Regions from separate parts of the Mus musculus genome. Here region 1 is linked to region 2. The links are chromatin loops, found by intact Hi-C in ENCODE. Cell type or tissue: heart. All regions are shown on one strand. Links, peaks and the distances in the headings refer to the core of each region. The heading gives the core; the rest is flanking DNA.

Evidence for each region. A loop is a pair of places that touch in the nucleus more often than their neighbours do. Peaks named below come from ENCODE experiments on the same cell type or tissue, not always from the same donor. Only the 100,000 strongest peaks of a DNase experiment are listed, where the experiment ranks them.
Region 1: it touches region 2 in a loop (8-fold over the local background); 36 of 42 quality-filtered maps call a loop at or near these places.

Annotation. Positions count from the first base shown.
Region 1 is chr17:21,263,561-21,280,001 of GRCm38, reverse strand. It overlaps the pseudogene Vmn1r-ps149. Among named protein-coding and RNA genes, the nearest start is that of Vmn1r235, 11 kb to the right of the region's middle. In heart, for the core only: a CTCF peak has its summit at 7,735 (motif pointing left); no DNase peak of the experiment used is centred there.
Region 2 is chr17:21,413,715-21,430,155 of GRCm38, reverse strand. Zfp54 (zinc finger protein 54) reads right to left here and starts at 6,912. Exons shown (of 5, transcript NM_001379357.1): 1 at 6,839-6,912; 2 at 2,785-2,824; 3 at 2,328-2,419. The coding sequence starts at 2,357. In heart, for the core only: a CTCF peak has its summit at 7,365 (motif pointing right); a DNase peak (open chromatin) is centred at 6,965; H3K4me3 peaks cover 1,289 bases; H3K27ac peaks cover 831 bases; H3K27me3 peaks cover 356 bases.

The DNA of each region.
Region 1 (16,441 bases), core at 3,790-11,789, 150 kb after region 2:
TCATCAGGGAAGTGCAAATCAAAACATCCCTGAGATTCCACCTCACACCAGTCAGAATGGCTAAGTTCAAAATTTCAGGTGACAGTAGATGCTGGTGAGGATGTGGAGAAAGAGGAACACTCCTCAATTGTTGGTGGGATTGCAAGCTTGTACAACCACTCTGGTAATCAGTCTGGCGGTTCCTCAGAAAATTTTACATATTACTACCAGAGGATCCCACAATACCTCTCCTGGGCATATATCCAGAAGATGTTCCAATTTGTAATAAGGACACATGCTCCACTATGTTCATAGCAGCCTCATTTATAATAGCCAGAACCTTGAAAGAACGCAGATGTCCCTCAACAGATGAATGGATACAGAAAATGTGGTACATCTACATAATGCACTACTACTCAGCTATTAAAAACAATGAATTTATGAAATTCCTAGGCAAATGGATGGATCTGGAGGGTATCTTCCTGAGTGAGGTAACCCAAACACAAAAGAACTCACATGATATATACTCACTGATAAGTGGATTTTAGCCCAGATACTTAGAATACCCAAGATATAAGATACAATTTTCGAAACACATGAAACTCAAGAAGAACGAAGACCAAAGTTGGACACTTTGCCCCTTCTTAGAATTGGGAACAAAATACACATGGAAGGAGTTAAAGAAACAAAGTTTGGAGCTGAGATGAAAGGATGGACCATCTAGAGATTGCCATACCCGGGAATCCATCCCATAATCAGCCTCCAAACACTGACACCATTGCATACACTAGCAAGATTTTGCTTAAAGGACCCTGATATAGCTGTCTCTTGTGAGGCTATTCTTGGGCCTAGCAAACACAGAAGTGGATGCTCACAGTCAGCTATTGGATGGATCACAAGGCCCCCAATGTAGGAATGCTAGAGAAAGTACCCAAGGAGCTAAATGGATTTGCAACCCTATAGGTGGAACAACAATATGAACTAACCAGTACTCCCCCGGAGCTGGTGTCTTTAGCTGCATATGTATCAGAAGATGGCCGAGCCGGCCATCAGTGGAAAGAGAGGCCCATTGGTCTTGCAAACTTTATATGCCTAAGTACAGGGGAACAACAGGGCAAGAAGTGGGAGTGAGGGGGGTGGAGAGCATGGGGGACTTTTGGGATAACATTGGAAATGTAAATGAAGAAAATACCTAATTTTAAAAAAAGGAAAAAAAAAAGAGAATATCACAGAAAAAAAAAAAGACAACTAGATCAAAAGGATACAATTTGTAAAGAATGTCAGATCATCATTATCTATAGATGATATTACCACATACATAACTGACCATAAGAATTCCACCAGAGAATTACTACAGCTCATAATCACTTTCCACAGCAAAGTAGTCAAACACAAAATTAATTCACAAAAATCAGTGTCCCTATTATATACAAATGGCATAGGGACTGAGAAAAAAATTCAGGAAACAATACCTTTTACAATAACCTCAAATAATATAATAAATCTTTGGATAAGTCTAACTAAGCAAGTGACAGACATGTACAAATTAAAATAGAAAATCTTTGATAAAAGGAATTTCAGAAGATAGAAGATCTCCCATGAACCTGGATTGGCAGAATTACCATAGTAAAGATAACAATCCTATCCAAAAGCTATATACACATAATATATAATGCAACTCTTTAAAATTTCAACACTGTTTTTATAGACCTTGAAATGAAATTTCTCAACTTCATATGGAAAAACAAAACTCAAGACTAACTACAATTCTTAAAAAAATCAAAGAACTGCTTGAGGTCTTTTATTCCCAATTTTAAGTTGTCCTACAGAGGAATGGTAATAAAAATCATGTGGAATTTGGTGTAAATACAGACATGTTGGCCAATGGAATAGAAGTGAAGATGAGACATAATTTCATACATATATGGACACTATTGCATTTTTATTTTAAAAAAAAGCAAGGCAAAGCTACTAAAAAATGTTAGCAGCTTCAACAAATGGTGCTTGTCAAATGGATGACTTAATGTAGAAGAATGCAGTAGCTTCATACTTATTACTCTCCACAAAACTCAAATACATGCAGATCAAAGATCTGAACATAAAACCAGATATTCTTAGCCTGATAGAAGGGAAATTAGAAAATAGCCTTCATCATAGTGACAAAGAAGACATGTGTCTGAACTGAACACCAATATTGTAAGCACTAAGATGGACAGTTCATAAATTTGACCTTATAAAACATAAATTTTCTGTAAGGCAAAGGACACCAAAATTTGAAAAAGGCTGAAGACTACCAAATGGGAAAGGATTTTTACCTACTCCTGATCTGAGGAAGTCTTAAAAGAGTGCAAGAATAATGTAGACCCCAGCAAATACAATTAAAAATATGTTGGAGATAAAAGATGAATTCTGAATAAATGGGTGTGAATGCAAATGGCTGAGGAACAAACACTTATAAGTGTTCATCTACCTCAGCTGTCATGGAGATGAAAATCACAATTAGTGTGATATCCCATCCTATATCTGTCAGAGTGTCTAAGACAACTCATGATAGAGAGGATATAGAGCAAGGGGAACACTCCCTAAGAGATGGTCAGAATGAAAATGAGTGTATCCACTGTGGGGCTGCTGGGTGTTGGGGGAGGGAGGGAGGAGGGAGAGAGCCCATGTCTGGCCAAAGTTCCTGTGCTCTGGGCAGATGGACATGGGAGGACTGCCGGAAGCTTTCCACTTGGCCCCAGGTGGGCATCTAAGTCACTGACCCCACACAGTGGGGGGTGGACAAGGGGTAGCCCCTGATACCAGGGGCCTCAGGGCGGCACCCTTGGCCCTGGTGTTATGGGAAATAGTGCAGGAAGAGAGAGGTTCCCATGCAGGCAAGAGTCTTTAGTCCAGTCAGTGGCTGGAGCACAGGAAGGCCTTCTGATGGGAGATTAGGCACAGCTCCTTAGGAGAAAGCTTATCCCATCATCCAAGTACAGTGGGCCTTGATGAACAGAGACAGTCTATGGTTTTAGAGCTTTATTTTAAAAAGGGAGGGGAAAGCGCGAGGATGGAAAGAGAGAGAGAGAGAGAGACCGGCCATGGCCAAGAGGAGAGAAGGGGGAAAGGGGGAGAAAGAAGAAAGGCTAGAGTGTAAGAAAGAGAGAGTAAGAGATAGAGAAAGAGGGAGAGAGTAAGGAAAGTAAAAGTTTAAGAGACTGAGGAGAGAGAGTAAGAGAGTGAGGAAGGGCCAAGCAGCCCCTCTTATGTTATCTTGTTATCTTATGTTATCTTGTTATCTTGTCATCTTATGCTTGTTATCTTGTTGTTGCTAGGTATGTGACTACTAGCCATGATTTCCCTGTTGGGGGGTGTGGGGGTGGTAACTTCAACAGGAACCAGAAGTCCAGGAGACATGAGGGAACAACTTCTGTCCCATGTAGGTGAATTATCACCACTGGGTTTCACCAGGGTTGACAGCCTCAGCTCGACTGGAGACCAGCCTGTCTGTACATAGCTCATTGCCCCACATATCCACTATAAAAATTAATATTATGTTTCCTTAGAAAGTTGGGAACAGCCAGGGCCCTTAAGTCTGGAGCCACTTCTGCAACCCTTTATTATTATTTTTTTTATAATCTCACATTTTCTATGGTAATGTATGGATGATAGAGGTAAGCACTTTCAGATGCTGGCGAGGATGTGGAGAAAGGGGAACACTCCTCCTTTGCTGGTGGGATTGCAAGCTTGTACAACCACTCTAGAAATCAGTCTGGCGGTTCCTCAGAAAATTGGACATAATACTACCAGAAGATCCAGCAATACCTCTCCTGGGCATATAGCCAGAAGATGTTCCAACTGGTAATAAGGACACATGCTCCACTCCACTATGTTCATAGCAGCTTTATTTATAATAGCCAGAAGTTGGAAAGAACCCAGATGTCCCTCAACAGATGAATGTATACTGAAAATGTGGTACATTTACACAATGGAGTACTACTCACCTATTAAAAACAATGAATTTATGAAATTCTTGGGCAAATGGAAGTATCTGGAGGATATCATCCTGAGTGAGGTAACCCAATCACAAAAGAACTCACTTGATATGCACTCACTGATAAATGGATATTAGCCCAGAAACTTAGAATACCCAAGATACAATTTGCAAAACACAAGAAAATCAAGAAGAAGGGAGACCAATGTGTGGATACTTCATTCCTCCTTAGAATAGGGAACAAAATACCCATGGAAGGAGTTACAGAGACAAAATTTGGAGCTAAGAGTTAAGGATGTACCATCCAGAGACTACCCCACCCGGGGATCCATCCCATAATCAGCCACCAAACACAGACACTATTGCATATGCCAGCAAGATTTTGCTGAAAAGACCCTGATATAGCTGTCTCGTTTGAGGCTATACCAGTGCCTGTCAAATATACAGAAGTGGATACTCACAGTCAGCTATTGGATGGAACACAGGACCCCCAATGGAGGAGCTAGAGAAAATACCCAAGGAGCTGAAGGTGTCTGCAACCCTATAGGTGGAACAACAATATGAACTAACCAGTACCTTGTGTCTCTAGCTGCATATGTAGCAGAAGATGGCCTAGTAGGTCATCACTGGGAAGAGAGGCCCCTTGTTCTTGCAAACTTTATATGCCCCAGTACAGGGGAATGCCAGGGCCAAGAAGTAGGTGTGGGTGAGTAGGTGAGCCGGGGGGGAGGGTATAGGGGACTTTCAGGATAGCATTTGAAACGTAAATGAAGAAAATATCTAATAAAAAATTGAAAAAAATAAAAAAGAGGTAAGCATTTTCACACTGGGCCACTTCTTTGGCATTTAAAACACTTATTTCAAATTTTATTCAGTAATTAGTTTGTATATTCATTCATGTATTCATGTTTTTGGAAACAGGACTCATCCGGCATGTAGGATACCCTAAAATTTTTTTAAATAAACAGGCTAGTCTTATTCTTTAGCCACTTTGTCTGCCTTCTTTAGGCTAGATTATGGGCACTTCTCTTTGGTAACCTGCAGAGTACCTTCTTGCCCCCAACACTATAGTAGCTGGGGAGAAGGCTCCATGTACACGATTCTCCATGTTGAATGAGTTGTATAGATGTTGTCCTTGTCAATGGGTCTTTGCTATCAGTTTACTTATCTTATATAGCCATCATGAAACTTTTTAATTTAATTTTTTCTTATTCACTTTACATCCTGCCCACTGTCCCCCTCCCAGTCACCCTCTCCCATGCTCTTTTCCCCTTCCCCTTCACTTCTCCTATGAGCAGGTGGGACCCCCCTTAGATATCTCTCCTCAACCATGGTACTTCCAGTCTCTGTTGGACTAGGCACATACTCCCCACTGAGGTCATCCAGGCAAGGCAGTTCATCTAGTAGAACATATCCCACATACAGGCAAGAGCTTTTGGGATAGACCTGTTCCATTTGTTCAGAACCCACATGAAGGTCAAGCTGCATATGTGCACATATGACTCAGAAGGCCTGGGTACAGCCTCTGTTTGTTGTTTGGTTTGTGCTTCAGACTTTGAGAGCCCCAAGGGTTCAGGTTAGTTGACTCTGTTGGTCTTCCTGTGGAATTCCTATCCCCTTCAGAGCTAGCAATCCTTCTTCTTATTCTGCAAGAAGCCCCAAGCTCTGTTCCCTGTTTTCCTGTGGTGTCTGTATCTGTCTGAGTCAGCTGCTGGGTGATGCCTAGCAGATGACAACTTGCTACTGACTGCAAGCATATCAGAATATCATTAACAGTGTTAGCAATTGGTGCTAACCCATAGGATGGGCCAGTTATTAGTTGGCCATTCCCTCACTCTCTGATCCCTCCCCATTACCTACACTATTTGTAGACAGGATAATTTCTGCTTTAAAGGTTTTGTGGTTGGGTTGGTGTCACTATCACCCCATTGGGGTTCATATCTGGGTTCTGGAGGTGACCTCTTCAGGTTCTGTTTCCCCAATGTAGTCACAGCAGCAGTCACTCCCAGTGATTCTTGTGCAGAGCAGTTGGGCCCAAAACTCAATAGCTCCACCCTTGTTCTTAGATGCTGGGGGAGAGGGGGTTGTATAACAATTCTTGGCTTATCACCCATTCTTGATTTTCTTATTTCTACTCAGTGTACTGATCTGGTATTTGAAAGACTTTCTGACAGAGAGACCAGGGTTCTTTCTCCCTCAGCTACAGAGCTTTATAATTGTCTTATGTAATAGTTTTTATATAGCAAAGATTGGCTTCAAACCGACTACAGGGCCAAAAATAACCTTGAACTTCTAATCCATATGCCTCAATTCTTTGAATTCTGAGAATGCAGGCATGTGTCAATATATATTATTCATGCAACATTAAAGAGAGTGCCCAGGGTTTGTGATTTTAGCCAAGGACTCTCCTCAATTGAATACAGCTAGAGAACTCCTGCCTAATACTAATCAAGAGACCATCCAACTCAGCTGTTTATTCCACAACAGATTTTATAGTTGCAACAAGTTATTTGCCATGAGGTCCTCTACAGTCCCCTTTTTAAAAAATATATTTTGTGCGTGTGTATTGTCAGGAATGTCTATACTGCTTGTACTTAGGACCATCTGGGTCACATGTGAAAAACAAACAAACAAAACAGGAACTCAGGCAAGTGTGCTTGCTTAGACCAGTCATCTTACCGGGTGGAATGCTGAGGCAGGTTGATTATTGGACTTTGGAATTTCAAATCAACCTAAATTGCAGAGCTGTTGTTCAAAAACAATTCAAAACTCTGTAGGGCAGGATCAGTAGAAAGATATCCTATTATTCTTTGATTGGGTCTTTTCATATTTTCCTAAATTTCTTGGGTGTTTTGTATTAGAATCTTTTTAGATCTGGTATTTTCTTTGATCCATGTATCAAATTCTATTGTATTTTCTATGCCTGAGATTCTCTCTTCCATCTCTTGTACTCTGTGCATGATGCTTGTATTTGTAATTCCTATTCTCTTTCATAGATTTTCTGTCTTCAAATTTGCCTCCATTTTGTGTTTTCTTTATGGCTTCTTTTTCCATCTTTAAATCCTGAACATCTCCTTCATTTCCTTCACCTGTTTGATTGTATTTTATTTATTACTTTAAGGAGTTTAATTGTCTCCTCTTTAAGGGATTCTACATGTTTGATTGTACTTTTCTCTATTTCTATAAAGGATTTATTTCCTTTTTAAAGGCTTTTATCATCTTCATAAGATGAGATTTAAACTCTTGCTCTTCAGGTGTGTTAAGATATTTAGGGTTTGCTCTAGTAAGAGAGCTGGGTTCTGATGGTGCCATTTTGGACTGGCTTCTGTTAATTATGTTCTTGCCCATGCCTTTAACAATCTGGTTGTCCCTGTAAGTAGCAGGCTTTTGGTACTGTTTGCTCTGGGTATGAGCAGCATCCATGCAACCCCGCCCCGCTGCAGAGTCAGGCATAACTGTGCGTTGAGAAATGGAGTGCTGTTTCAAGTTTACAGGTAGAGCTATGGACTGGAAGGAAGATGGAACTCTAAAAGGACTGGGCAGACCTCAGGGCTGCTAGGCTCGCTGGGGTCACAGATGTCTGAGGATTGGGGCCTAGGTGTTTCTCCTGGGTAAGAGCAGACTTCCCAGGAGCCAGGCAGAGCTGTGGGCCTGGACCTGCGAGTGGTGAGACTGCAGATAGAGGTGCAGGCTGGAAGGAAAATGCTGCTTTGATGGAGCAGGTCTATAACCACCTTGGAGTTTACAGAAACAGCCTGTGATAGCCACCTTGTGGCGAATTCTGAAATTACAAACTTGAAATTTTCTGACACCTGTTGAAACCCAATTATTGTTGTTCCTCCTATGGGGCTGCAAGCTCCTTCAGCTCCTTTGGTCCTTTCTCTAGCTCCTCCATTGGGATAAGATAGGGGATATTCGGAAGGGAAACCAGGAAAGGGGATAGCATTTGAAATATAAATAAAGAAAATATCTAATAATAAAAATGAAACCTATTTATTAACCTGCTGTCCAATATTAATTGGGACTCCAGTTACTCAAAGATATAAAATAGTCCTGGAACACTGAATACACACAGATATCTGTGGGATCAGTCTGAGAGTAGTGTAGGAAACATAATAGTCCCATAATAAAATAAGAATAGTTTATATAGGTACATGCTGAAAAGAGGGCTTGCATGGAGCACTCATTTGTTTACATAACTAAATTACTGCTTTCCTTGTAGAGATATCTTTCTCATTCCCAGGAGGACGTCAAGATCTGACTTTTACTTCTTTTATAAGCTGGAAAAGTATTAAAAACATGAAAAAGTAATGAATGCCAATTATCATCAGTGGGTCTGAATTTCTCTAGGACATTGACTCTCCAGGACAAATTAGGCTAGTAAGACATTACTGGAAACTCAAGTTATCCTCAGACAAGGCTAATATCCTTCATTTGACTTAATAGTGAAATTGACATCTGGGGTCAAAATGTTTATGTAAGTTCTACTCAGACCTTTAATACTGTAAAATGGGTTTTTTTCTGGAACCAATCATAAATGTGCTAAAGAATAAAAAGGCTAATTTGTTGATTGATTGATTGATTGATTGATTTTTCATAATAAGGGTCAGCCAGTTGTAGGAGATCAAGAACATTTTTTTTTCTCAAGCTATCACTAGTCCCCTTAGAGCTATTACCGACAACCTCTGTGTTTGAGCCAAAATCTAAATTTCTCTCAGCTTAAATTTTTGAAATGCAGTTGCTTAGACCACTAGCTTCCAATAATCTCTCTAAGGAAAACAATCACCAAATATCATTTGAAACCTATAGCAGATATGTTTGCTTTGCTAAATGACTTTCCCAGAAATGTATCTGGCTAATATAAATGCAACTGTCTAATGAAAACTGTTTGCCCCAGAATGCTTCTTGTTTGTGTGACCTGCACCATCATCAAAAGCAACACAGGGAGGAAAGGTTTCTTTAATCTTACAGCTTACAGTCCATCCTGGAGGAAAGCCAGGCTAGGAATGAATCTAGAGGCAGGAATTGAAGCAGAGACCTTAGTAGAACTCTGCTTACTCCCTTGCTCTTGCTGTCTTGTTTCTTCTTTCCTAATGATTCTAGCTTGTGTCAAGTTTACAGTTATAACACCAACACCCCCACAAAACACCAACCTCTACCAAAAAGCAGCACACTATTCTAATTTCAAGCCTGTACTGAAATAAGAAGAGCTGTGATGATTAGAAGGAGGGAAAAACTATAATCAGGATATATTGTATGAGAAAAGTCTCTTATCTTCAATAAAAGAACAACAACAACAACAACAAAAGAGATGGCTTTTTCTAAGCTTCAAGACTAGCTCTACCATTTTCAAAGCATTTGTAAAGGAAGCTAGCCAGGAGATGTGCAGGGGAGGAAGTCACATAACTCAAGCTAGCCTTACAGATGCCAAGTACCTAAGGGTAGTTTAGAACTCCTAACTCAATTACCTCAACTTTTGAAGATCTGAGATAATTCCAAAACATGTGCCACCGACTCTAATTTATAGTCCCTAATATTCCTAATAATTGACAACACTTTATATAATAAACTTTTACATACAAATCAAAATGTTTTATAATAAAGTCTATAAGTAGATAGCACATATCCAAAATGAAATGACAATTTAAAACCTAGATTAAATATTTTAGACAATTTGAAGAGTCTTTTTTTTTTTTTTTTTTGAGTAGGATTGTGGTTCAATCGACCAAAGTTTCTTGCTCATGTTTTCTATTGACACCCTGTATAGGGCATGAAGTTTCAAGTCACAAGGTATTCTCTCCATCTTTAACAGAAAACAGCTCCATGATCCTCTGCATAGATATGTGAGGACAAAGGCAGTATGATTTCCAAGAATGGATTCAGAAACTTTTAATTAAAATAAATTTGATTTGAGTTTATGAAAAAAAAAAGAGATGGCTTTTTCTAAGCTTCAAGACTAGCTCTACCATTTTCAAAGCATTTGTAAAGGAAGCTAGCCAGGAGATGTGGTGAAGTGAAGACTTCAGTTTCTCTTACAGAATGCTTAGTTAGTTTGATTCTGTGAAGCAATGGGGAGGCTCTCAAAAAACTGTATTCTAGTTCTTGGGCAACTTATGCCTTCCTCTGTCCTATTCAGGCTTCAACATATTTGTGGAATACAGGGATACACAGAATACACAATACACTTGAAATTAAATAACCAAATGAACTTTGAAAAGAAAATTATTTTGATGTAAATAGTCTTGAGATTGGAGTCATTTTCTTTTTCTTTCTCTTCTTTCTTTTTTCTTTCTTTTTTGATTTTTTTGTTTGTTTTTTGAGACAGGGTTTCTCTGTGCCATCCTGGCTGTCCTGGAACTCACTCTATAGACCAGACTGGCCTTGAACTCAGAAATCCACCTGCCTCTGGCTCCCAAGTGCTGGGATTAAAGGTGTGCACCACCACTGCCCAGCTGGAATCATTTTCAATTGAACATTTTGTAGTTTGGTTGACATAATAAATGTTGCCTCCATCCTATACTTCCATGTAGGGTCCTCTGGTTCTGAAGTCTATGATCAGACAATGCAGTGGACAGAATGCAGTTCATGGATCTTGCAATGGGGTTGGTCTACTTATCACAGACTCTAGTTGGAATACTTGGGAATTTTTCTCTTATTTTCTACTCTGCCCTCCTTTCACAACATCTAGATTAAAATCCACAGATTTGATTCTGAAGTATCTGATTGTGGTCAACACCTTGTTCATACTACTAAAGGAGTATGTCAAAGATTGGCTTTGATGGTGGAATAGGGTAAACCAGGACAGGAAGCAAAGTGGCATTGGCAAGGTTCAGTCCAGATACTGACAAGGGCTGCTCCCTATGGCAGCCAGTGATTAGAGAAGAGAAAGGGAAGAAACCAAACACAAAAGCACACAAACAGAATGGTTGAAGCAAGTTCAAAAGATTTTTTCTTAATCCAATTTTATACCCTTTAAGATGAAGTTTTTTCTATTAGGAAGAAAATTACCTCATAGCCACAAGTGACACATATTCTAGAAATAGTTATCACAAGAACATAACATATTCTTTTTTATTAGATATATTCTTTATTTACATTTCAAATGTTATCTCCTTTCTCAGTTCCCCCTGAAACTCCCTATCCCCTTCCTCCTCCCCCTGCTTCTGAGGATGTTCCCCCACCCACCCATCCACCCAAACCCACTTCCTGCCCTGGCATTCCCCTACACTGGGGCATTGAACTTTCACAGGACCAAGGGCCTCTTTTCCCATTGATGCCAAAGTCATCCTCTGCTAGATTTGCAGCTGGAGCCCTGGGTTCCTCCATGTGTACTCTTTGGTTGGTGGTTTAGTCCCTGGGTGCTCTAGGGGTATTGTTGGTTGACATTCTTTTTCTTCCTATGGGATTGCAAACCCTTTCAGCTCCTTCAGTCCTTTCTCTAACACCTCCATTGAGTGCTCCGTACTCATTCCAATGGTTGACTGTGAGCACACAACTCTGTATTTGTCAGGCCTTGGCAGAGCCATTCAGGAGACAGCTATATCAGCATCCTGTCAGCTAGTACTCCTTGGCATCCACAATAGTGTCTGGGTTTGATGGCTGTATATAGGATGGATCCCCAGTCAAGGCAGTGTCTGGATGGCCTTTCCTTCAGTCTCTGTTCCACACTTTGTCTACATATTTCCTCCTGTGAGTATTTTGGCCCTCTTCTAAGAAGTTTCAAAGCACCCACACTTTGGTCTACCTTCTTTTTGAGCTTCAAGTGGTCTGTGAATTGTATTATGGGTATTCTGAGCTTTGGGGCTAACATCCACTTATCAGTGAGTGCATACCAAAGGTATTCTTTTGTGACTATGTTATCTCACTCAGGATGCTATTTTCAAATTCCGTTCTTTTGCCTAAGAAGTTCATGAAGTCCTTGTTTTTCATAGCTGAGTAGTACTACATTGGGTAAATGCACGGTACTTTCTGTATAAATTCATCTATTGAAAGACATTTGGGTTCTTTTCAGCTTCTGGCTATAATAAATAAGGCTGTTATGAACATAGTGAATCATGTGTCCTTGTTATATGTAGGTGCATCTTTTGTATATATGCCCAGGAGTGGTATAGCTGGGTCCTTAGGTAAAATTATTTCCTGTTTCCTGAGGAACTGCCAGGCTGATTTCCAGAGTGGTTATACCAGCTTGCAAACCCACCAGCAATGGAGGACTGTTCCTCTCTCTCCACATCCTTGCCAGCATCTGCTATCAAAGGAGTTTTTGATCTTAGCCATTCTGATTGGTGGGAGGTAGAATCTTGGGGTCATTTTGATTAGCATTTCCCTGATGACTAAGGATGTTGAATTTTTCTTTAGGTGCTTCTCAGCAATTTGAGTTTCTTCAGTTAAGAATTCTCTGGTTAGCTCTGTTCTGCATTTTTAATAGGGTTACTTGGTTCTCTGGAGTCTAACTTCTTAAGTTCTTGGTATATATTGGATACTAGCCCTCTATCAGATGTAAGATTGATAAAGATCTTTTCTCAATCTGTTGGTTGCCTTTTTGTCTTATTGACAGTGTCCTTTGCCTTACAGAAGCTTTGCAATTTTATGAGGTCTCATTTGTCAATTCTTGATCTTAATGCATATGCCATTGGTATTCTGTTCAGGAAAATTTCCCAGGTGCCCATGTGTTCTAGATTTTTCCCCACTTTCTCTTCTAGATTCAGTATATCTGGTTTTATCTGTAGATCCTTGATCCACATGGACTTGAGCTTTGTACAGTGAGATAAGAATGGATCAATTCACATTCTTCTACATGCTAACTGCCAGTTGAGCCAGCACCATTTGTTAAAAATGCTCTCTTGTTTCCACTGGATGGTTTTAGCTCCTTTGTCAAAGATCAAGTGACAATAGGTGTGTGGGTCCATTTCTGAGTCTTCAATTCTATTCCACTGATCTACCTGCCTGTCATTATACCAGCACCATTCAGTTTTTATCACTATTGCTCTGCAATACAGCTTGAGGTCAGGGATGGTGATTTCCCCAGAAATTATTTTATTATTAACAATAGTTTTGGCTATTCTGGTTTTTTTTTTTGCCTTCCCAGATAAATTTCAGAATTGTTTTTTCCATGTCTTTGAAGATGTGTTGGGATTTTGATGGGGATTGCATTGAACCTGTAGGTTGCCTTTGGTAGGATGTCCATTTTTAGTATCTTAATTCTGTCAATCCATGAGCATTGGAGATCTCTAGATTTTCCAAGATCTTCTTTGATTTCTTTCTTGAGAGACTTGAAGTTATTATCATACATGTCTTTCACTTGACTGGTTAGAGTTACCTCAAGATATTTTATATTATTTGTGGCTATTGTGAAGGGAGTTGTTTCCCTAATTTCTTTTTTAGCCCGTATATCATTTGTATAAAGGAAAGCTACTGATTTATTTGATTAATTGATTTTTCTGATTTTACTGATTGATTTTATATCTGGCTACTTTGCTGAAGTTGTTAATCAGCTGGACAAGTTCTCTGGTAGAAGTTTGTATCTCTTATGTATACTATCATATCACCTGCAAATAGTGATACCTTTATTTCTTCTTCTTTCCATTCTGATTATTCTTAGACTTGGTCTTTTCATTGTGTCCTGAATTTCCTGGATGCTATGGGTTATGAGATTTTTATGTTTTGAATTTTCTTTGACAGTTGTGTTAATATGTTCTACAATATCTTCTACACCTGAGATTCTCTCTTCTATCTCTTCTATTCTTTTGGTGATATTTGCATCTGTAATTCCTGAGCCCTTTCCTTGTTTTTTCATTTTCAGGTTTGGCTCCATCCATGTTTTCTTTATTGTTTCTACTTCAACTTTTCATTCTTGAACTGCTTTATTCAATTCCTTGTTTGATTATATTTTCCCGTATTTCATTAAGGGATTTATATTTTTTTTCCTCTTTAAGGGCTTCTACCTGTTTATGTGTGTTTTCCTGTATTTCTTTCAGTGAGTTATTTATATCCTCATTAAAATACTATTATTTTCATGAGATAGGATTTTAGGTCTGCTTTCTGAGTTTCAGGTGTGTTGGTGTATTCAGGGCTTGCTGTGGTGGGAGAACTGGGTTTTGATGATGCCCACATATATTGGCTTCTGTTGCCTATGGTCTTGCACTTGCCTCTCACCATTTGGTTATCCCTGGTGTTTGCTGGTCTGTGTGACTCTGGAATTGTCCCTGAATTTCTTCAGGTTTCACGGTAGGCCTATCTATGGCCCTGGCTGTAGCAAACCATCTGTGGGGCCTTTCAACTCGGTGCTCTTCAGAGAGGCAGAGAAACTGCTGATCTGTTGCCCTGGCTGCAGTAGATCTCCTGGGATGCCTTCAGACTGTTTGGTCTTCAGAAGAGCAGTCAAGCTGCTGTCCTGTGTGAAGGTGTTCTCCAAAGGGGCCTAAGAACTGTGGTTTCTGTTTCCCTGTGTTCAGCAGAACTCCCTGGAGGCTTTCAGTCTGTCAGTTGCCCTGCATGCCACAGAACCCCCAGGAAATCTTCAGACTGTGGGGCCTGTTGCTCAGTTGCACTGAGTGTAGCAGATCTTCTGGCATGCCTCAGGCTGTGATGTCAGTGGCCAGACTTCTCAAAGTGTAGGAGATCTTTGGGATGAATCAGGATATGGTGTCTTCAGGGGAACAGTCTGTCCCAGCAGAAAGGACTGGGAGGAAAGGTAGTGGTATTCGGTTGGGGTTTTGGTGGGTGATGAGTCCAAAGTCCACTGGGCTCCCAGTGGCAGCTCTGGAACTTGGGATGGGGACAGGGGGTTCTTACCAACTTCTCTGAGGGCAGCTGATCTTCTTGGATGACTCAGGATATGGTGTCCTCAGGGGAGCAGATTGGCAAGCAGTCTATCCCATCAGAAAGCAGAAGAGCAGGCTGTTCTTGTCTTAAAGAGTCTACTTGAAGCTAAGGTAAAGAGATTAATAGCAATTGCATCAACAAAGGAATTCTTGGAAAAAGCCCAGAGATTTTGTTCTTATGAAGAGTGGGATTTTTGTTGTTATTATTGTTTTTGGTTTTTTACAGTTAAATATCTCATATCTTCTGTTCACTTAATTTTTATTATAAAGAGCATATGAATAAATATTCATACAAGAAGATTAACCAGACCCATAGACCATACATCTCAATTAATTTCTATAAACTTAGAACTGCCTTTCTGAAGCTACGGGCCTTCAGACTAGATTCCCCACTTTCTTTGCCAAAAATATTTTTATGTATATATCTACCACCAAAACCTAAGAGAAAAGTGTAAGAGATGAAACTAAAGAAGTTAACAATTGGCTTTATATCCTTTTCATGACAAGAAGTCATTACTTGCTTTCATTTGATTCCTTGCTCAACAGCTAATATTTACCCTTTCTTGCTCTCCTTTCTATATGTTACACTATTCCTATATGCACATGTATATGTGTATTACATGTATATGTATGCATATATACAAGCATTTTCATTAGCTATTTTTAGATCTATTTATTTATTTGTGTGTGTGCATATGAATGTTTGCCTGCATGATATATACACCCAGTCTGTAAAGCTGGGAAATATTTTTAAAGCACACTCACTTATGTATAAATCCTGATGAAAATGAAAAGCATAGCAGAATTTTCCATGTCCAATTAATTTAAGTATTAATACAACTGGAAGCCTGTGATTAGACAGGGAAAAGGGAGGAGGAGCTAAGAGTTGTAGAACCAGAGATTGAGGAGACATGATAGAAGGAAACAACATGGAGGATGAACAGGATGATTCAGATTCAATGTGGCTTTAAATAGTCACAGGTATCTATAATATATAGGAATAGAATAAATGGGGTAACTTGTCTAATCTAGATGGGCAGCTTGTATCATTATTAATTGACTCTGAAATTATTGTGTGGGCATCTTTTGAATTGAGAAGTTATTGTTATATAAATCTGACTGGTTAATTATAAGCTTCTAGAATTTGGATTTACTGGACTAAGGGGACTTGTGACAAGTAGCAGCTGGGGGTAAATAGTTGAGAAGAGTCACGTGGTCCTGAGGCAGGTGAACTGGAGCTGGGAAAACTGTGATTGGTCACTGCTAGGGCTAAGACAGAGACAGAGGCAGTGGAGACCAACATCAGGGCAGAGAGTAGCTCACTGTAGTGTGGGAACTTGCTGTTCTTTTTATTTTTCCTGCAACAGAAAAGGGGCTACCTGGGATAGGAAAAATATAAAATGTATGGTTCAAGTAATAAAGAGGCACCAAGAAGAGAAATGGAGCTGGATCCTATTTTCAAGCAGATAAACAGATTAAGGGAGTGGTGACTTTCAGTAAGATCCCTCCTGGCTAAATTTAAGTGAAGTGGAAACATCTGGTTTCTTTGGAAAGTCAGGGTTTTTTTTTTTGTTTTGTTTTGTTTTTTGTTTTTGTTTTCAAGACAGGGTTTTTCTGTATAGCCCTGGCTGTCCTGGAACTCACTTTGTAGACCAGGCTGGCCTCG
Region 2 (16,441 bases), core at 2,936-10,935:
ATATATGGGAGAGTGGTTTCCTGAGTAGATAGGGACTTAAATAAATTTTGGATGTAGATGACCAAAGACAGTTACTTAGTCAGGTGATTTCTAACATAGCTACACTCCATAATACATGTTCTAACTCTGTGAAAACAGGGTTAAACAATAGTCTCACAGCATATCCATGAAACAAGACAAACATTTCAGGTCTGGACATGTCTAAGTATCTGTTATACTACTGTGTTTATGTCTCACTGCATCACAGTGCACATGTCTGAGAAGGAAAATTCATGACATGGAAATGTGCTTTGAAATGCTGTACCTGAAGATCACCCTAGAATACTGACTCTGAATCAATCCTGTCTGTACTGGGGCCTTGCATGATTCTAATCTACAATGCTCGCTTGGGATGTCCAATGTACATCATTATGGAGTTAAGAGGTAGATATGGAAGGAAGAATATATGATTGATTCATTGTGGAACAGTTTTGGCTTTTTTCCCCCACTGTAAGGAGGAGTGAATCAATACTACATACTGGCTATTTTAACATTAACATAAAAAGCAAGTAATCTATGGAATTAATTTTAAAATGTTTGAGACACTATCAAACAGATAAAAAAAAAAACTGCACCATCCTGGTGATACTGGGATGGGCAAGGACTTATTGAATAGAAAGGACACCAACAGCACAGGATTTAACCCAAGTATCAACAGGAGGGACAATATGAATGTAAAGATTCTCTCCAATAAAGGGAATTATCAGCAGGGCACACAGACACCAACAGAATGGGAGAGAATCTGTACCAGCAACACTCTGGATTGTGGCTAATATCTAGAATTCACTAACAGTTACAGAAACCAAGGAAATAAAACTGGCAATCTAAGAACACCACAGTGGACACTGAGACTTGTTGTCAGCCCATGGGCACAAGGCACACATGAAACTGTTTGAGGTATGAAGCTGTTTCTTTCTTTTTTTTTTAGATTTATTTATTATTATATGTAAGTACACTGTAGCTGTCTTTAGACACACCGGAGGAGGTCATCAGATCTCATTGTGAGTGGTTGTGAGCCACCATGTGGTTGCTGGGATTTGAACTCAGGACCTTCAGAAGAGCAGTCAGTGCTCTTACCCACTGAGCCATCTCTCCAGCCCCCGATGAAGCTGTTTCTTGTAGACTTCTTGTTCAAGTACTGTTGGAAAGCTATGTACAATTTACTCAGTGTAAGCAGGAGTCACTTATGAAAACAATATAGCATTACATACTTGCCTGTCAAAAAATAAATAAAAATAAAACTGCCAATCAACAAATGGGCAAATGAACTGAAATCAGACACTTTGAACAGAAAAAAACACAAATGGTCAATAAATGCTGTCATAGAAATGCAAAGCAAAACCACTTTAATTAGTGCCTCACCCCAGGCAGAATGGCTGTTAATCAGTCTGACAACAAATGTTAGAGAGACTGTGGAGAAAAAGATACCCTAGTCACTCTTTGGGTGAGTGTGTGTGTGTGTGTGTGTGTGTGTGTGTGTGTGTGTGTGTGTGTTGATGTTTGAAAATTAATTTAGCCATTGTAAAAATCAGTTTGGAAATTATTCAAATATTTAGAGATGGAATCATATTATTACTAGCTATTACAATTCTATGGATATATCTAGCAAAGTCCACACCCTACTCTAGAGATATTTATACCCCGTGCATACTGCTGCCTTATCCACCATAGGAAAGAATTCGAATCAATCTAATTGTTAGTCCACAGACAGATGGATAATGAAAATGGATACATATAAAATGAAATACTATTCTACTAAAGAGAAAAATATAATCAAAATTAGCAGAAAAATGGTTGGACTTAAGTATGTGTACTATTAAGTGAGGTCATATGCAGAATCTAGCCAATAACATATCTATATGAAAACAATGTACAGAGGAGCACAGCAGAACATGCAGAAAAGAAAACACAAAAAGTTTAAATATTAGGGATTGAGGTACCACTGAATGCAAGTAATGACCACCAGCTATGAAAAAGAATCTAAAGATAATTGCTTCCTAGTTCTAGTTCTGTCACATGTTTTAGTGGTGGATCAGTTCATAAAGATATATTGAAAACATAAAATCACATCCAAGGCTCCAGAGCTTCTTTCCCAATGACTACTATAACTGCATAAAAGTGTATTGAGTTGTATAGTCTTTGGGTTGGTTAATTTCAGTATGTGCTTTTGTTTGTTTGTTTCCAATATTTTTTTATGATAAAGTTAAATTATCAAAAGCAGAAAATTAAAGACTTGCAATGTCTCAAACTATAACAGTGTTAGAAAAAGAGTGCATATGAACACTGACCTGGGACAAGTTGACTGAAGAATCAGCCATTTCTTGTTGTTTCTCTTCTTTGAATTTCTCTTTGAAGAATAATGAATAGATGACAAGTGGACCTTTAATATGGAGGAGTCAAACAGGAGAAGTAAAATTAGTACTGAATGTGGATAAAGAACAATGTCGTACCACATGAAGAGATCCAAGCAACAGAATATTACCCGGTGTCTGGTAAGTGATCCCAAAGCCAGGAGAGCATTGAAAGGCATTTAAAGTGTGAAGAGAAAACCATTATCAACCATATACTGCATGCAGAAAATATTCTCTCAAAATTAAGGAGACATAAGTATATTTAACACAATTGGATTTCACAGTACATAGGATATAGTAGCAACAGGTCATAGAAAGTTACAGGTAAAGTATATACAGGAATTATCCATAAGGCAAATCAAAATAGCCACTCATAAAAAAGAAAGCAAATTACCAATTCTCTCAGAGAAGGAAGAATTCTACCAATAATCCACCTAGGAAGAACATAAAAAAAACCTATGAGCATCAAAATCTAACCCCTCTGGAAATCATCATGGAGGATCCTCAATTAAATAAACAAATCCTCCAGTTAAATAAGTCTAGCACATGACCCAGATGGTTGACTCCTTGATATATGCTCAAAGAACTATACATTCTATTCTACAGATACATGCTCTCTCATGTTCACTGCTGCTATAGTCACGATAGCTACAACTGGAAACAACGTAAATATCCTTCAACTGACAAATGGATAGTGAAAATGTGGTACATGTACACTATGGAATATTACATAGCTGTTATGAAAACTGAACTCAGATTCTCAGATAAATGGATGGACCTAGAAATGATTATACTGAGTGAGCTAAGACAGACCTAGAACGACATTGCATGTTCTGCCTCATAGAAAGTTCCTAGCTCCAACCCTTCAGATGTGAGTTCTCAACCTGAAGTAACTGCAGTAACAAGAAATATAAAAGCAGATCATGGTGGGATATGGGGGAGCAATAGACAAGCGATAATAGGGAAAAGTGATATTAAGGGGAAGAAGGAAAAACAGGAGTAGGGATTTAAGAAACAAATATAAACACAAAAAATACGATAAAATAGCGAAGGATGTCTGAAAAGTAAGAAGGAATCATATAATCCAACTATGAAAAGTGCCTGTCTGTATATACACATATATTGAGTATATAAATGAAAGCTTCCCATTTAGGTTGATAATAGTCCCTATAAGAGCCATAGATTTTTTTTAAAAAATAAAACTACCAATACCAAGCTCCTTTTAGATTATTGGTCACAGTTGTTTAAGAGATTTCCAAAACATTATAGGCTATTGATTTTGCCTTTGGTTCTCTCCCAGCAGTAGATAGTGAGGCCCCATTGTTAAAGATGCTATCAGATTCATATACAGAATCCAGGTCTCAAGTTAGATCTGACATTAAATGGTCCTCCCTGGGGACTAGCTTTCATGGTACTAGAAGGCAACATGCAAGCTTCCAAAGGAGAGAGCTTACCAACAGTCCTACCCAGCAATGACACCAATGAACCATAACAATGATCTGTACTGCATTATATCGCAAGGATGCAAGAGTGGCACACATACCTTGGCAGTAACCAACAGCTTCGAATCGGACCTAAGACCTCAATAAGTGGGAAATCACACCTAGTACTGGAAACCTAGACAGTTTTCCCCAGGGCTTACCAAGTCATGGACCTTGGAGGAGAAGCTACAACCAATAATTTACTAAGCCAGCATAATCCCAAATAGCAGTACTCTATATATTCATCATAATTTTCATATGTAAATGGTCTCTCATCTTTCATCAAGGAAAGGTCTTTTTGGAACACATGGAGATTATACAGAAAATCACAACCAGTCAAAATGCAGAGTTGTGATGCTCAGCCACAGCTTACACATAAACAACACAAGTCCAGTATCTAAGGTTTAGGGATCACTGAGAAGGGATGGCAGCAGAAGAGTGCATTTTAACAGCAAGAGGAACAGGATATTTGTGCTAAGACTGTGTCTCTTAGAAATGTCAGAAAAGGGGCTGGTGAGATGGCTCAGTGGGTAAGAGTACCCGACTGCTCTCCCAAAAGTCAGGAGTTCAAATCCCAGCAACCACATGGTGGCTCACAACCATCTGTAACGAGATCTGACTCCCTCTTCTGGAGTGTCTGAGGACAGCTACAGTGTACTTACATATAATAAATAAATAAATAAATCTTTTAAAAAAAAGAAATGTCAGAAAAGCTACATTCTTGAAATCTTACAAACATGACTGTCTAAACATAAGCTGAACAAGGGCAACACCAAGAGACATGCTGATAAGGCAGGGAGAAAAATCACTAGACCTCGATTCTAGTCAAACACTAAAGAATTCTGAGAATTGGAGAAACAGTCTTCCCCAGAGATAGTCCACCATGTGGCTCTCCAATACATCCCTGAAAACATACAGACTGAGTAGACTGTATTTTTATGTTTAGGAACTCACACAATCATACAACAATAACTAAAAGAAAATTATTAAAAATCATAAATGCCTATGTAAATTGAAGATTTTGCATCATCTACATCAAAGTGATTAGAATGGTTTTATACCATTTTCTATTATTTATACTCACATAAATAACATTTAAAATGGGGTGGAGAGATAGCTCAACAGTTAGCTGTGCCTGTTGTTCTTGCTCCAAAAATCATTAAACACTACATCTAGAGATTAATTTTCATCATTTTATAATACATTAAAATTGCTGAAACGAAAACCATTTCTGAAGATCTGATCAGTGATGTGTATGGAATAAGGACAGCATCACTCACATGTACAATCAAGTAAAAGTTTATTGCCTCCTAGTATCAATTCTTCTGTAGAAAGTCTTCTCATCTCTATATTAGGATAATCCTGAGGAGATTTTTCTCAGTGGAAGTCTCTAGAATTATTTCTAGTGAAACAGAATGTGGCAAAACTGATCTCATGGCCCACTTCCACATTTACCTGAACCCCTTGCCTTCCCTTGACCAATCCCCCAACATACCTGGATCCTTAGCTACTGTCTCCTCCCTGTCCACCTTCCAGGTCTGTGTTCTGTTCCACAGGTGAGCTGATCTGGATGATCAGTGAGCCTGTACTTGGATTCCTAGCACAGTACTGTGCTCAGTCAATAAAGAGGAACAAAACTGAAGACTGTACAATGATCCCCCAAATGCCATTCAGTGTCAGAATATTGAAAAATATTTAGAAAACATTTTCAGTTAGTCTAGCGTGAACCTCACTTCCAATCACAGCTTCTTGAAAACTTATGGGTAGAAATGAAACTGGATGATTGGAATGAGAATAATATACACTAATAAAGTTCTGAACTTATCATGAACTGAAAATGATGGAAGCCTTTGTAGCTTGATCATGGACTTTTTTTTTCTCTCTCTCTCTCTTTCTCTTTAGGACAGCAGCTTGGCCACTTTCTGACCCAAGGGGCTGGAAATGGCAGTTATGGCCCTAAGAGAAACCTGGGGATGATGCTGGGGTAGGAGGGGAGGCTAGTCATTTCAGTGCCTCCAGGGCCTTAAAACCTGGAAATCCCTTCATTACTCAGTGTTAACAGATTACATTGTTCCAGCTTTAATGACCAAGCAATACTTCAGGACCCACTGTTCTTTTCCAGTACGTCATTTCACATGCTCCAAAGACACTATAAACACCCATCCCTCTGCCTAGCCTTCCAACTCTCTTCCCTTTCAGAGTAGCTGCCATTCTGTTTATCTGCAATATATCTCTTGCACGATGTTTGTTGTGTGGTGTGACTTTGTTGTATTGCTTTTGCTCCTGACTGCAAAGATGCCCTTGCTCTTAAAAATTCCTTACATGTTCCTTTCATTACTGATAGTTAAAACCTCTCCGTAGGTGCCAAGTTCCCAGGTATACAAAGAAATTAGTGTGGACTAATGTAAATTTCAGGAGCGTTGTCCTTTCTATCATAGCAAAATAACAAGAACAAAACAAAAACAACAACCAAACCAAACACGTTTGCCAATATTAACAGATAGTTTCAAATACTCCACTAGAGTACTTCTATAAGAAAAATTTGCCAAGAGAATAAATGGAAAAAAAATCAGTATTCATCAACTTAGTATGGTCTAAAATCTATGGGCAAGGGCAAGACATGAAGAGCAGAATTTTGAGAGCTGTCATTTTTATGAGTAGCCGAGGAAATATCTCACCCCTGTCTGATTCCTTCCCTTTCCCAGCCCCTTAGCTCCTCTAACCTGGTAGGTTACAGCCCTCCCCCACTGGGCTGTGGTTCCACCGGTTGGGCTGCTGCCTGCTGACTCTCCCAGGATGCCCCGCGCGGCACCTGAGGCTCAGGGTAGTTTTTTGCGTCCCCTTGAAACCCTTCTTGTATCCTCTGACTCCAGGTCTGCATCACAAGATTCTCCACGGTGCATGCCAGCGAGTTCCTCGAGGAAGACGTCCTTGCCACTTTTGGGTTTGGCTCCTCAGTCAACTTACCTAGGTTCACTAAAGAACAGTCCCAGCTATCACGCCACTCCTCTAATCCCAGCTCCATTCAACACACTTCCTCCACACAACACACTTCCTCCACACCCATATACTGTCCCCAACGGCTGTTTCCGGTGAGTGGCCCCACCCCCCCGGAGACAGGTCCCTCCCTATCAGTCTCAGGCTGCGGTCCACACAGTTCCAGCTGTCAAGCTTCTCTGAACCCGCTCTCCACAGACTCCCCACAAGTTTGCTGTCAGCGTAGACTAGAACTGGATCTGACAGGACGCTGCACCCGGATATCTGACCACCATACTGAGTTCTGAACCCTTCAGATAAAAGATAGCCTTACACCTCGACTTGACTACCAGCCCGTGAGCGACAAACTTATCCCAAACAATCCCAACACACAAAAATGACAAGTCAAAACCAAATCCTGAAAATTTGACTTGCGGAGAGACATTTAAAGAACTTGGATTTTGAAAAGAAATAGGTGTCTCAAGAAGTCAGTGAATTTATCTTGAGCTGCATGGCTTTCACCACTAGATGGTGGTCTTGCCATTTTCCTAATTCAGAGAGGAGTTTGTCTTCTGTGACTCAAGATAAAAGTGCTTTGAGATAAAACAGACTGTACTAACCCAGCATAATCCCAAAGAATAAACTAAACATTTTCTCTCCTGCCCACGAATAAGCTTAGTCTTCACCCCTTATCAAGAAACTTTTCTCTACTACAGAGACCACTGTAAAAAACTACAGTAATCACAATGCAGAGTTGTGATCATTATGGGGTAGGTCATTATGAATGTTTTGTCTACATTGCCCACTATAATAACTATGATCACCTTGTCTCTGGTGATTCGATGCTGCCACCTGGCCTTTGTTACCTTGGGGCAAAATTAAATCCATTACATTTAATTCATTCAATTGAGTAGCAGTATCTCCAACCCTAAGGTCTGGCACAAGGAAAAGGGCAAGAACAAAACTCTTCAAATGTGCTGTTGCCCCTCTCGCCAGTTTTTGTCCAGAGATACTAAGAGCAACAAGCCAGGCAAATCAGTTTTCTTATTTCCCTCCAAATTGTAGAAAACTTCGTGTACAGGGTCACCTAATTCACACCAGTCACAGTTGATGAATCAAGATAATCAAAGGCATTTGCATATAGTTTCCACCACTGGCCTCCTATATTCTCCAAGCTCCCAGGGGAGAAAGTATCTGGAGAAATTTCAGGAGTTGAAGGTGCCTAGTGAATTAGAAGATGCTGACAAATTATTAAACGGATTCCAGATTCTTAAGACATTCATTCTTATACTTCTGCTCCTCTAGAACCAATCCTGGTACCAACTTGTGTCTTAGTTAGGATTCTCTAGAGTCACATAACTTATGGAATATCTCTATATACATTAAGGGGATTTATTGTAATGACTTACAGTCTGTAGTCCAACTAACCCAACAATGGGAAGCTGTGAATGGGAAGTCCAAGATTCTAATAGTTGCTCAGTCCCATGAAGCTAGTTGTTTAAGCTGGTCTTCTATGGAAGTAGGTTTCAACAGATATGCTGGTGAGTGGTTGAAGAAGAGTGAATCTTCCTTCTTCCAGTGTCCTTATGTAGCCCTCTAGTAGAAGGTGTGGCCCAGATTAAAGGTGTGTACTACCACGCCTGGATCTGGGACTTGCTTTGTTCCAGGCCTAGAACTCTGCCTGCTTCAGTGTCCTGGAATTAAAGGTGGATACTACCTTGCCTGGACCTAAGATTTTCATGGCCACTATGCCTCAAGATCTCCATTTTGAAGATCCAGGTCAGAAACCTGTCTTCCAGCTTCAAGATCTGGATCACAGGTGTGCATTCCATTTCTGAATTGTAGCTCATTCCAGATGTAATCAAGTTGACAACCAGAAATAGCCATCACAGAGGTCAAACATGGCCCTGGGATGGAGAAAAAGAGAATAAATTTTTGCAACTAGGCCAGCACCTCGTCATCTAGGGCTCGGAGTCCATGGACACCGCCAAAGTCCCCAGAGGACTCTCCTCTCAATCTTAGGATCACTGGTGAGTGGAACAAAACATCTGTGCCAATCCAATCGCACAAGACCTGAGACAGCAGAAGGGAAACATAAAACTAGTTTGACCAGGGGCACAAGTCCGTTCTGGCTGGCACCAGCACCGAGTTGGCGGACATGCCCTCAGTCCCCAGAGGACTCTCCACGCTATCTTAGGATCACTGACCAGACAGCTTTATGGTCCTCAAAGGAGATACCACTTCCAGGCACTATAACACACCTAGGATCTTAGGACAACAGGATCCCAGGATAACAGGAGCTGGGTCACACCACCAGTATTTCAGGGTCTCAGCGGAAGCTTGACTGGCAAAAAAACTCTGACACAGCCAGAATCTCAGGTTCACAGGAGCCCACAATAAAAATATCACAGAGAAAGCTGGACTCTGAGCCGTCCTGAATCAACTGGGGTTATAGGAACGACAGGCTCCAATCAGATATATTAAGGGCAGCAAGCACTTGAGATAATCAGATGGCAGGAGGCAAGCATAAGAACAGAAGCAAAAGAAACCAAGGTTACTTGGCATCATCAGAACCAAACTCTCCCACCTTAGCAAGTCCTGGATACACCATCACACCAGAAAAACAAGACATGGATCTAAATTCACTTCTCATGATGATGATGGAGGACTTTAAGAGGGAAATACAGGAAAACACAGGTAAACAGAAGCCTTTAAAGAGAAAACACAAAAATCCCTTAGAGAGTTACAGGAAAACACTAACAAACAGGTGATGGAATTGAAAAAAAAAAAAACCATCCAGGATTTAAAAATGGAAGTAGAAACAATAAAGAAAACCCAAAGGGAGCCAACTCCGGAGATAGAAACCCTGGGAAAGAAATCAGGAACCATAGATTTGAGAATCAGCAACAGAATACAAGAGATGATAGAGAGAATATCAGGTGCAGAAGATTCCACAGAGAACATGGACACAACAACAATCAAAGAAAATGCAAAATGCAAAAAGATCCTAACTCAAAACATCCAGGGAATCCAGGACACAGTGAGAAGACCAAACCTATGGATAATAGGAGTAGATGAGTTACAGGAAGACACTACGAAACAGGTGATAGAATTGAACAAAACTATCCAGGATCTAAAAATGGAAGTAGAAACAATAAAGAAAACCCAAAGGGAGACAACTCTGGAGATAGAAACCCTAGGAAAGAAATCAGGAACCATAGATGCGAGCATCAGCAACAGAATACAAGAGATGGAAGAGAAAATATCAGGTGCAGAAGATTCCATAGAGAACATGAACACAACAATGAAAGAAAATGAAAAATGCAAAAGAAATCCTAACTCAAAACATCCAGGAAATCCAGGACACAATGAGAAGACCAAACCTATGGTTAATAGGAGTAGATGGATATGAAGGGTTTCAACTTAAAGGACCAGCAAATATCTTCAACAAAATCATAGAAGAAAACTTCACATACCTAAAGAAAGAGATGCCCATGAACATACAAGAAGCCTACAGAACTCCAAATAGACTGGACCAGAAAAGAAATTCCTCCTGACACATAATAATCAGAACAACAAATGCACTAAATAAAGAGAAAATATTAAAAGCAGTAAGGGGAAAAGGTCAAGTAACATATAACGGCAGGCCTATTAGAATTACTCCAGACTTCTCACCAGAGACTATGAAAGCCAGAAGATCCTGGACAGATGTTATACAGACACTAAGAGAACACAAATGCCAGCCCAGGCTACTATAGCCAGCAAAACTCTCAATTACCATAGATGGAGAAACCAAAGTATTCCATGACAAAACCAAATTCACACAATATCTTTCCATGAATCCAATCCTTCAAAGGATAATAATGGGAAAACATCAATACAAGGACAGAAACTATGCCCTAGAAAAAGCAATAAAGTAATCCTTTAACAAACCTAAAAGAAGACAGCCACAAGAACAGAATCATACCCCTAACAATAAAAATGACAGGAAGCAACAATTACTTTTCCTTAATATGTCTGAATATCAATGGACTCAATTCCCCAATAAAAAGATATAGATTAACAGACTGGCTACACAAACAGGACACATTTTGCTGCATACAGGAAACCCATCTCAGGGAAAAAGACAGACACTACTTCAGAGTGAAAGATGGAAAACAATTTTCCAAGCAAATGGTCTGAAGAAACAAGCTGGAGTAACCATTCTAATATCGAATAAAATTGACTTCCAACCCAAAGTTATCAAAAAAGACAAGAGGGGCACTTCATACACATCAAAGGTAAAATCCTCCATGAGGAACTCTCAATTCTGAATATCTATGCTCCAAATGCAAGGGCAGCCACATTCATTAAAGAAACTTAGTAAAGCTCAAAGCACACATTGCACCTCACACAATAATAATGGGAGACTTCAACACCCCATTTTTATCAATGGACAGATCGTGGAAACAGAAACTAAACAGACACAGTGAAACTAACAGAAGTTATGAAACAAATGGATTTAACAGATAACAGAACATTTTATCCTAAAACAAAAGGATACACCTTCTTCTCAGCACCTCATGGTACCTTCTCCAAAACTGACCCTATAATTGGTCACAAAACAGGCCTTAACAGATACAAAAGTATTGAAATTGTCCCATGCATTCTATCTGATCACCATGGACTAAGGCTGATCTTCAATAACAACATAAATATTAGAAAGCCAACATTCACATGGAAACTGAACAGCACTCTCCTCAACGATATCTTGGTTAAGGAAGAAATAAAGAAATTAAAGACTTTTTACAGTTTAATGAAAATGAAGCCACATCATACCCAAACTTATGGGACACAATGAAAGCATTCCTGAGAGGAAAACTCATAACTCTGAGTGCCTCCAAAAAGATACTAGAGAGAGCATACACTAGCAGCTTGACAGTACACCTAAAAGCTCTAGAACAAAAGGAAGGAAATTCACCTAAAAGGAGTAGACAGCAGGAAATAATCAAACTCAGGGCCGAAATCAACCAAGCAGAAACAAAAAGAACTATTCAAAGAACCAACCAAACCAGGAGCTGGTTCTTTGAGAAAATCAACAAGATAGATAAACCCTTAGCCAGACTTACTAGAGGGCACAGGGAAATCATCCTAATTAACAAAATCATAAATGAAAAGGGAGACATAACAACAGATCCTGAAGAAATCCAAAACACCATCAGATCCTTCTACAACAGGCTATACTCAAAAAAAAACTAGAGAACCTGGATGAAATGGGCAAGTTTCTAGACAGATACCAGGTACCAAAGTTAAATCAAGATCAGGTTAATGATCTAAACACTCCTATATCCCCTAAAGAAATAGAAGCAGTCATTAATAGTCTCCCAACCAAAAAAAGCCCAGGACCATATGGGTTTAGTGCAGATTTCTATCAGACCTTCAAAGAAGACCTAATTCCAGTTCTTCTCAAACTATTCCAGAAAAGAGAAACAGAAAGGTACTCTACCCAATTCATTCTATGAAGCCACAATTACTCTGATACCTAAACCACATAAAGATCCAGCAAAGATAGAGAACTTCAGACCAATTTCCCTTATGAATATTGATGCAAAAATACTCAATAAAATCCCCATAAACTGAATCCAAGAACACACCAAAATGATCATCCATCATGGCCAAGTAGGCTTCATCTCAGGGATGCATGGATGGTTTAATATACAGAAATCCATCAACGTAATCCAGTATATATACAAACTCAAAGACAAAAATCTCTTTACACGCTGAGAGAGCATTTGACAAAATCCAACACCCCTTCATGATAAAAGTCATGAAAAGTTCAGGAATTCAAGGCCCATATCTAAACATAATAAAAACAATCTACAGCAAACCAGTAGCCAACATCAAAGTACATGGAAAGAAGCTGGAAACAATTACACTAAAATCGGGGACTAGACAAGGCTGCCCACTTTCTCCCTACCTACTCAATATAGTACTTGAACTCCTAGCCAGAGCAATTCGATAACAAAAAGAGATCAAGAGGATATAAATTGGAAAGGAAAAAGTCAAAATATCACTATTTGCCGATGATATGATAGTATATATAAGTTATCCTAAAAATTCCACCAGAGAACTCCTAAGCCTTATAAACAGCTTCAGTACAGTACCTGGATATAAAATTAACTCAAACAAATCAGTAGCCTTTCTCTACACAAAGAATAAACAGGATGAGAAAGAAATTAGGGAAACAGCACCCTTCACAATAGTCACAAAAAATATAAAATAACTTGGTGTGATTCTAAGGAGGTGAAAGATCTGTATGACAAGAACTTCAATTTTCTGAAGAAAGAAATTGAAGAAGATCTCAGAGGATTGAAAGATCTCCCATGCTCATGGATTGGCAGGATGAATATAATAAAAATGGCTATCCTGCCAAAAGCAATCTATAGATTCAGTGCAATCCCCATCAAAACTCCAACTCAATTCTTCACTGAGTTAGAAAGGGCAATTTGCAAATTCATCTGAAATAACAAAAAACCTAGGATAGCAAAAACTCTTCTCAAGGATAAGAGAACCTCTGGTGCAATCACCATGCCTGACCTAAAGCTGTACTCCAGAGTAATTGTGATAAAAACTGCATGGTACTGGTATAGCAACAGACAAGTAGACCAATGGAATAGAATTGAAGACCCAGAAATGAATCCACTTACGTATGGTCACTTGATCTTTGACAAGGGAGATAAAACCATCCAGTGGAAAAAAGACAGCATTTTCAACATAATGGTGCTGGCACAACTGGCGGTATTATGTAGAAGAATGCGAATTGATCCATTCCTATCTCCCTGTACTAAGGTCAAGTCTAAGTGGATTAAGGAACTCCACATAAAACCATAGACACTGAAACTTATAGAGGAGAAAGTGGGGGAAACCCCTCAAAGATATGGGCACAGGGGAAAATTCCTGAACAGAACAGCAATTCTTGTGGTGTAAGATTGAGAATTGACAAATGGGACCTCATAAAATTGCAAAGCTTCTGTAAGGCAAAAGGCACTCTCAATAAGACAAAAAGGCAACCAACAGATTGAGAAAGGATCTTTACCAATCCTAAATAGATAGAGGACTAATATCCAATATATATAAAGAACTCAAGAAGATGGACTCCAGAAACCCCATTAAAGTGGGGTACAGAGCTAAACAAAGAATTCTCAACTGAGGAATATCGAATGGACGAGAAGCACCTGAAAAAATGTTCAACATCCTTAATCATCAGGGAAATTCAAATCAAAACAACCCTGAGATTCCACCTCACATCAGTCAGAATGGCTAAGATCAAAAATTCATGTGACAGCATTTGCCTGGGAGGATGTGGAGAAAGAAGAACACTCCTCCATTCTTTGTGGAATTGCAAGCTGGTACAACCACTCTGGAAATCAGTCTGGCAGTTCCTCAGAAAATTTGGTATAGTACTACAGGAGGATCCCCCAATACCTCTCCTGGGCATATATCCAGAAGATGTTGCAACTGGTAATAAGAACACATGCTCCACTATGTTCATAGCAGCCTTATTTATAATAGCCAGAAGCTGGAAAGAACCCCGATGTCCCTCAACAGAGGAATGGATACAGAAACTGTGGTATATTTACACAATGGAGTAATATTCAGCTATTAAAAGCAATGAATGTATGAAATTTCTAGACAAATGGATGGATCTGGAGGATATCATCTTGAGTGAGGTAATCCAATTACAGAAGAACTCACATGATATGCTCTCACTTATAAGTGGATTTTAGCCGGGAAACTTAGAATACCCAAGATACAATTTGCAAAACACATGAAACTCAAGAAGAAGGATGAGCAAAGTGTGGACAATTATCCCCTTCTTAGAATTGGCAACAAAATACCCATGGAAGGAGTTAAAGAGACCTAGTTTGGAGATGATACCAAAGGATGGACCATCCAAACACTTTTCCACCCGGGGTCTATCCCATAATCTGCCACCAAACGCAGACACTATTGCATACGCCAGCAAGATTTTGCTGAAAGGATCCTGATATAGCTGTCTCTTGTGAGGCTAAGCCAGTTCCTGGCAAACACAGAAGTGAACTTTCACAGTCAGCTATTGGATAGAACACAGGGCCCCCAATGGAGGTGCTAGAGAAAGTACCCAAGGAGCTGAAGCAGTCTGAAACCCTATAGGTAGAACAATATGAACTAACCAATATCCCCCAGAGCTTGTGTCTCTAGCTGCAGTTTTAGCAGAAGATGGCCTAGTCGGCCATTATTGGGAAGAGAGGCCCCTTGGTCTTGCAAATTTTGTATGCCCCAGTTCAGGGGAACAACAGGGCCAAGAAGTGGGAGTTGGTGGGTAAGGGAGCGGGGGTGGGAGAGGTTACAGGGGACTTTCGGGATAGCACTTGAAATGTAAATGAAGTAAATGCCTAATAAAAAAATTGGAGGAAAAAAAAAATAGACACCTTTGCTGCAGATGAACGTTTTTACACAAGGTAACCTTGGTGAAATAAGAAAGTACACTAAGGTGAGAAAGACTGGACCTCTGTCCAAAAAGGGATTTTTATCTTCCTTTTCAGGACATAGAGGGCTACACAGTTTTGGTTTCTGTCACGGTATACAATTAAGAGTGGGTCCATTATTGAGAATTTAGCAGTTTCTCCAGATACAATGACTGCCCTTTTTTTCCATCTGCATTTTTTAGTGTCTTTAGCTTTCAGTTTTATAATTTCTATTTGGATTCTTTTTGTAACTTTTTCATCTTCAGAAGATATCACATTTGTTTTGAACAGAATTCAGAATTGTGTATGATATAATTTTTATAATAGTTTAAAATTTTAAATTAATTTTTTCTTTATGGTTAATTAAAAAATATTAGTATATAATTTCCCTTCTTTCTTATCTCTGACCAGTCACACTTTCTCTGCTTCCTCTCAAATTCACAGGTTTTTAAATTGTCAAGAACGCATATACAAATGAATAAATATATAATTACAACCAGAAAAATTTTTATTGCAATTAGTCTAGATCTTTAAAATTAGTCTTTAAAAATGAATAAATGCAGGAAAAGTACTCTGTGATCCAATTTCAGCACTGATATGTGACACTATTCCTCTGGAAACAATGACAATCATCTAGCTACCACAGATAAAGAACCAAGGAAAACCAAAGTTGCGAATCAATAAAGTCCAACGTGGTGAACCAGTGAGAGTTCTGTTAGGGTTTTTCTTTAGGGATGTTTTCTCTGCATGAATGTCTCTGCATCATGTGTGTTCCTGGTGCTGGCAGAGGACAGCAGAGGGCATTGGATACCCTGGAGTTGAAGTTACGGATTGAGTGCCCATATGAGGGTGCTAGAAATTCAAAGTAAATCTTTGAAAGAACAGACAGTGTTTTAAAGAACTAAGTCATCTCTAAATCCCAGTGGAGCAGTGAGTTTTACTGGGGTGACTTAAAAGAGTGTGGGTGAATGGTTACTGATAAAAGTACAAAGGACTGAATGACATCTGCATCTCCATGTGAGGATGCTATCTAATGAAGCTGCAAACTTGGTGATCACTGCACAGCTTGCAGACAGTTCACCTGAGATAGAAAGTGTGTCTTTCAAGT